Linked DNA regions of Mus musculus: region 2 is linked to region 1. The links are chromatin loops, found by intact Hi-C in ENCODE. Cell type or tissue: heart. All regions are shown on one strand. Links, peaks and the distances in the headings refer to the core of each region. The heading gives the core; the rest is flanking DNA. Region 1 holds the start of Hcrt (hypocretin). Region 2 overlaps Nkiras2 (NFKB inhibitor interacting Ras-like protein 2).

The links. A loop is a pair of places that touch in the nucleus more often than their neighbours do. Peaks named below come from ENCODE experiments on the same cell type or tissue, not always from the same donor. Only the 100,000 strongest peaks of a DNase experiment are listed, where the experiment ranks them.
Region 2: a loop joins it to region 1, with 2.7 times the contacts of the local background. A loop is called at or near these places in 2 of 42 quality-filtered maps.

The regions. Positions count from the first base shown.
Region 1 is chr11:100,760,857-100,763,762 of GRCm38, reverse strand. It overlaps Hcrt (hypocretin), which reads left to right and starts at 832. Exons shown (of 2, transcript NM_010410.2): 1 at 832-942; 2 at 1,598-2,070. The coding sequence starts at 922. The coding sequence ends at 1,969. In heart, for the core only: a CTCF peak has its summit at 1,852 (motif pointing left); a DNase peak (open chromatin) is centred at 1,852; H3K4me3 peaks cover 955 bases; H3K27ac peaks cover 466 bases; H3K27me3 peaks cover 1,818 bases.
Region 2 is chr11:100,625,937-100,628,842 of GRCm38, reverse strand. Nkiras2 (NFKB inhibitor interacting Ras-like protein 2) reads right to left here. Exons shown (of 4, transcript NM_028024.2): 4 at 1,241-2,849. The coding sequence ends at 2,610. It overlaps Zfp385c (zinc finger protein 385C), which reads left to right. Exons shown (of 9, transcript NM_001373887.1): 9 at 1-1,300. The coding sequence ends at 11. Among named protein-coding and RNA genes, the nearest start is that of Nkiras2, 4.4 kb to the right of the region's middle. In heart, for the core only: a CTCF peak has its summit at 1,766 (motif pointing left); DNase peaks (open chromatin) are centred at 2,042 and 2,502.

The DNA.
Region 1 (2,906 bases), core at 306-2,805:
TCAGAAATCCACCTGCCTCTGCCTCCCAAGTGCTGGGATTAAAGGCGTGCACCACCACTGCCCGGCTTTATCAAGGGCTTCTTAAAAGGACCCTGAAGGTGAACCCTGGCCTGGAAGTGGCTTGAGTCCTTGACCACCCACACCCTGTTCCATGGTGGCTCAATCCTGGAGATGGCAGAGTAAGACTACCCTCTTCTCTACTGGCCCAGGAGATGTCTACCCTTCATCAGCTTCTGAACTCCAGGCTTGGCTGCTCTCTCACCCGTGGCCCACAGTAAGTCTCCAGGACTTTCCATGGAGGAGTTTGGTGAAAGGGACAGAAGAAAAGGAGAGCTGGGGGGTGGGGTAGGGGTTGGGGAGTAGGGTGTCAAAAGCTGTTTCCATGGAGGAAAAGGCCCTGGAACCTGATGGACCACAGAGTCAGTGGGGGTGAGAGGGTATGCCACCCAGGTACCCTCCCTACCTTCAACATACCATAGACAGTAATTCTCAGACTGCCATTTCTGCCCCTAATTAGCAACTGTCCCCCCCCCCATTGTCTCCTTCCAGTGTCCCAGCCAAGGCCTCTTTTGTGAACTTAGATTCCTGGGTGCAAGGTAACCTCATTAGTACTCGGAAACTGCCCTATCTCCAAGGAACAGGCAGACAGACAAGCTGGGGACCAGGGACAGGGCGGCCATTCTTTGGGTCCAACCTGGAAACGGTTCCCCTGCAAGATGCTAATCTTAGACATGCCTTTGTCTGGTTTAAGGTGGACACACATACTCATGTCTCCCCCGCACACACACCTCAGAGCATTATAAACCCCTGGCCCCTGGAAGCGAGCCACTGAAGACGACGGCCTCAGACTTCTTGGGTATTTGGACCACTGCACTGAAGAGATCATCTCTCCAGATTACTTTCCCCTGAGCTCCAGGCACCATGAACTTTCCTTCTACAAAGGTAAAGAGCCAGAAACAGGGACATAAATCATCAGACTACTGAGGCCATGATAGTGCTTGCCGAGGACTGGGCTCATATGCTCTTTCTAGCGTGTAGCACTGAGAGAGGAGTATGGGTGGGTTCTTGGCAACCTGCCTCCTTGGTTAACACTGGGTACGCCATTGTGTGGGAGCTCACGTTTAATGAGTTCTTGTATTTCCGATGTTCTCTGTGCTTGTCAGTTATGTCTTGCACTCAACAGGGTAGTAGGGATGATTTTATGCCTGGTTTGTAGGTGAGGAAGGGCTATCCCAAGGGGGTGAGAAACTAGATCAAAGCCACAATGTACAGTTTCCCCAGCAAAGGAACAAACCTGCTGTGTGTGGAGGGAAGGGCTAGTAAGTTTGGTGCAGACAGACTTAGAAGCACCTGTCTGTGGGTGGAGAGTCAAGCCTTTAAATATGTTTGCACAGGACAAACTTCTTCTACCCCAGAGAAGCCTATGAAGGTTTCGAAGACGATAAGGCTCAGTTGTGTATTGAAGGATGAATTGACAAAGGAGCCAGCCGCAGGAAACCCAATGACAGCCTAGCAGGATCTATGGCAACAAGAGGTTCAGAGCCAACTGGCTGTGTGGAGTGAAACCCATTTGCACCTTGTCTCTGTCCCCCTTTAGGTTCCCTGGGCCGCCGTGACGCTGCTGCTGCTGCTACTGCTGCCGCCGGCGCTGCTGTCGCTTGGGGTGGACGCACAGCCTCTGCCCGACTGCTGTCGCCAGAAGACGTGTTCCTGCCGTCTCTACGAACTGTTGCACGGAGCTGGCAACCACGCTGCGGGTATCCTGACTCTGGGAAAGCGGCGGCCTGGACCTCCAGGCCTCCAGGGACGGCTGCAGCGCCTCCTTCAGGCCAACGGTAACCACGCAGCTGGCATCCTGACCATGGGCCGCCGCGCAGGCGCAGAGCTAGAGCCACATCCCTGCTCTGGTCGCGGCTGTCCGACCGTAACTACCACCGCTTTAGCACCCCGGGGAGGGTCCGGAGTCTGAACCCATCTTCTATCCTTGTCCTGATCCAAACTTCCCCCTCTGCTCGCCGCTGTCAGTCTCTTGGTAAATGGCAATAAAGACGATTCTCTGTTGGTGTGACTAATCTATGTTTCTGTGTGTCAAGTTCAGGCCTCCAGGGGGCGGGAAAGCATCTTGAGAATTGTGACGAGTCTAGGGCCTGGAAGCAGCTTGTGTTTCTCATTGCAAATACTTATTTGGTCGGGAAGAATCCAGCAAGGAACCTTGCAGTCCTGGGGTGTGTGCTACACATTTGGGAGGGTGGAAATGAGGTACCGATGTGCCCTCATGTTGTTCTACTACCTACTTTATTTATTTAGAAACAGGGTATCCTCGGTTGCCCTGGAAAGATCAGCATGACCTTATACTTAAATGACCCGATCTTACTACCCTCTATTTCCCCGGTGGTGTTGATACTGCAAGTGTGCTCCACCACGCCTCCTTTATGCAAATGCTGGAGGACTGATCCCGGAGCTTCATATATATTAATTAAGCAATCACTCTATCGACTGCTACATCCTCAGCCCCCACTGTTTTATAATAGGGACCTACACAGAGAGGTCCAATACAAGGGCACAGAGTCCACCTGGCAAGGGCTGGATGTAAGGCTGCAGAAGAAGCAAGGCATCTGAGCTTTCATGAGGAGCCTCCCAGAGCATCCATAGTGTGGTCCACTGTACCGTGGTGTGTGAGCAATGCCACACTGGGAAGGAGGTGGGTAAGTTTGTGCAGCCATTGCATAGGAGCAGCAGATGTTACACCTTGTTGTATAGAATGAGAAGTCTGGGGATGGTTTTAAGCAGAGAATGGGCAAAGATTTGTCTCCTGCTCCAGCCAAAGGTGCCTATTGCAGGTTGAAGTGTGCTTCCCCCAAATTCACACGCTGCAATATTAACCCACTCCACCCCACCCCCAGCAT
Region 2 (2,906 bases), core at 240-2,739, 130 kb after region 1:
CTCCCTATTAGTGGACTCAGAATGGCCACATCCTATCTCTTCCAGTCAGACACTTGTCTCCACATCCCACAGAGACTGCCTTTTGCAGTTTCCGGGTTCCCACCCAACCTGGGTAGCTGCCCTTCACTCAGACTGGGGTTCTCCAGTCCCCTGGCTCTGAGGACCACCACTACCCTCCTTTCCTGGGCCAGCCCTAGGCTGCCCTGCATCTATGATTTAACAAATCCCAAAGATCTATGCAAAAACCACAGCCCCAGTCTCATGGTGCTCTCATACCCAGACCCCAACTAGAGACGTACACAGAGCTGACAGCATTTTAGCTCCCAAGGGCCAGCCTCTCCTGCCATGTTCTAGAGCGGTCTGGACAATCACTAGAGACAGGGATCTCAAACTGAAGTGGGCTGGAACCTATCAGGCATATTTACCATGGGGTAGCCAGGTATGGTGGTGCATTCCTGCAATCCTAGGGCCTGGATTACGAGTTCAAAGTCAGTTTGAGCCATATAGCTAGACACTGTCTCAAACACCAAAACAACCACAAGTAGACTACAGGGTATGTATGGCAAAGGGCCATAGAGATAAGAGGCCCCAAAGTTCTTAAAAAATGTACTGTGAAAGTGAGGCAGAGTTGAGATGACGCGCCATCTGCTCGTGGGGGTGGGGCTTGAAGGGAAAAGTGGTGTTCAGGCTGGGCCTGACTGTGTCATCCTGGCTGGTCTGGGACTGTATGCTCAGGCTGGCAAACTCAAAAAATCTACCTGCCTCTGCCTCTTAAGTAACGGAACTAAAGGCACACACCACCCTGCCTGGTCTGGCTTTGACACAATAGCCCTGGCTGTCCTGGAACTCACTTTGTAGACCAGGCTGGCCTCGAACTCAGAAATCTGCCTGCCTCTGCCTCCCGAGTGCTGGGACTAAAGGCGTGCACCACCACACCCGGCACTACAGCTCTTCTTATCTTAGCCTTTCAGTGGTTTCTCTTGAACCCCAACTCTAAAGGGGCTCTGGGTCTCCCTCAGCCTAGGGACTCTCCATTCCACACTGGGTCTGGCCATCCCAAGTGTGGCGTTTCGGGCTGGTACATGGTCCAGTAAACCCTCAAGATCAACTTTCATGTCACCAAAGCCAGTGCCATTCCCCCATTCGACATGGGATTTCACCAGGATCCACCTATATCCCCCTTTTTTTGAAAGATATTTCCAATGGGACAAGAAAAGGGGTAGGGGACGGGAAACTTTTTGATAATAGCAGTTGTGGTTTTATTGTGTCCAACACATCAATAAATGAACTTCAAGCCTGAGCCTGTAGGTGCCCAGACTCTCCTTGCCCAGGCCTGGGCACCAGCCCCCCCTCGCCTGTTCTAGGAGGAGGAGAGGGTATTGGAGGTGGCCTGGCCATAGTGTTTAACCCGTGTGAGGTGTGCACATCAGAAGCACGGAGTGGGCACCGCAGGTTGTGGGTGATAAGCTCACTTGATAGCACAAGCCTCTGATGGAAGGCTTGTCAGCTCCTGGGAAGCTGCTACTGGGCTGCCTGGTTCTCTTCAGGCATCTGAGGTAAGAAAGAAGGGCTGGGGGCGCGGCTTATCCCACCTTCACCAGAGCAGCAGGTGCATAAATACAGAGAGAGTATAAATATAAAGTCCAGCTACTAGCCAAAACCAACCAGGAGGGATGGACACTACCCTGTTGGGCAGGTTAATAGACAGCCGCTCGCTCGCAGCACTGAGCAGAGTGCACCCCTGCCCCCTGGTGGTTAAGAGAGGCCGTCCAGCCTCCAGGGCCGGTAGGTGTAGCACCTTAAAGAGGGTGGAGCAGGGGCAGAAGACACACAGGAGGCCCAAGCCACCAGCTTTAGAAAAGTCACAGCGCTACCCGTGGCTCTAGGTGACATCCAAGCTTCTGTCAACTCACATACGAGAAGACTGACGCTCAGGGGAGAAGAGTCTTGCTAAGTCTCAGGGCATGTGACAGCCCAGTCATCACTCCACTCTACCTCAGCCAATAAGACCTCTGCTCCTGGAACAGGAAGAGGAAGTGAAACAACTGGGAGATGGGTAGAGGTCAAACAGGAAATGCCACTCCCAGGAGCCTGACTTTACCAGGCCTTGAACAGGCCAGAGGAAAGGTCAGGGTGGAGGATGAGGAACCAACCCTAAGCCAGCTCGCACAAATGTATGCTTACAGTACCTAGTCTTTTGTTTTAAGGCTGGTACTGTGTGTATGTTAGTGGCAGGAAATTCAGAGTTGGGATCCCTGATAGGAGGCAGATCCTGGACTGGGCGCGTTGGCATGACGGCCCTGCTTCCTGCACCAGGCAGATGGAAGGGACACTAACCCATAAGTGTCTAGGTGACAGTGGAGAAAATATGGTCAGCTGGGGGAGGGGTGGGAACTATTATGGAAGGTCAAGGGAGGGCCAACAATCAAGTTCACTTGCACTTCTTGGAGTTAAGAGAGGACAAAGGTGGCACTGGCCTGGGCCAGCCCAGCTTCCTGTCCTAGAGGGTCACTCCCCTACCGACTGGGAAGAACAGCTTGCTTATGCACCCTGTGCTCGCCACCCATCCCGGAATGGGCTTGGAATGGTGAAGCAAGAAGGGCAGCTATTCAGCCATCCAAGGAGCCGCTGCCCTTGTTCTTGCGGCTGAGGGGGAAGGCAGACTTGCTCTGCGGCTGGGTCATCTTGCTGGCCAGGTAGATGAAAGGCTCTAGGAGGGAGCGTCGGTCAGCCACCGACACCTCCCATAGCTTCACCTTCTCGGACTTGGCCCAGTGCTGGGCCACGTCAGGGTCTACGCGACGCTGCTCCTGCAGGTCACACTTGTTGCCAAGGACCACGATGGTGACCTGGAGAGGACAGATGAGAACAGGGACTGTCGGCATGCAGTGGCTCAGGACCAGGTG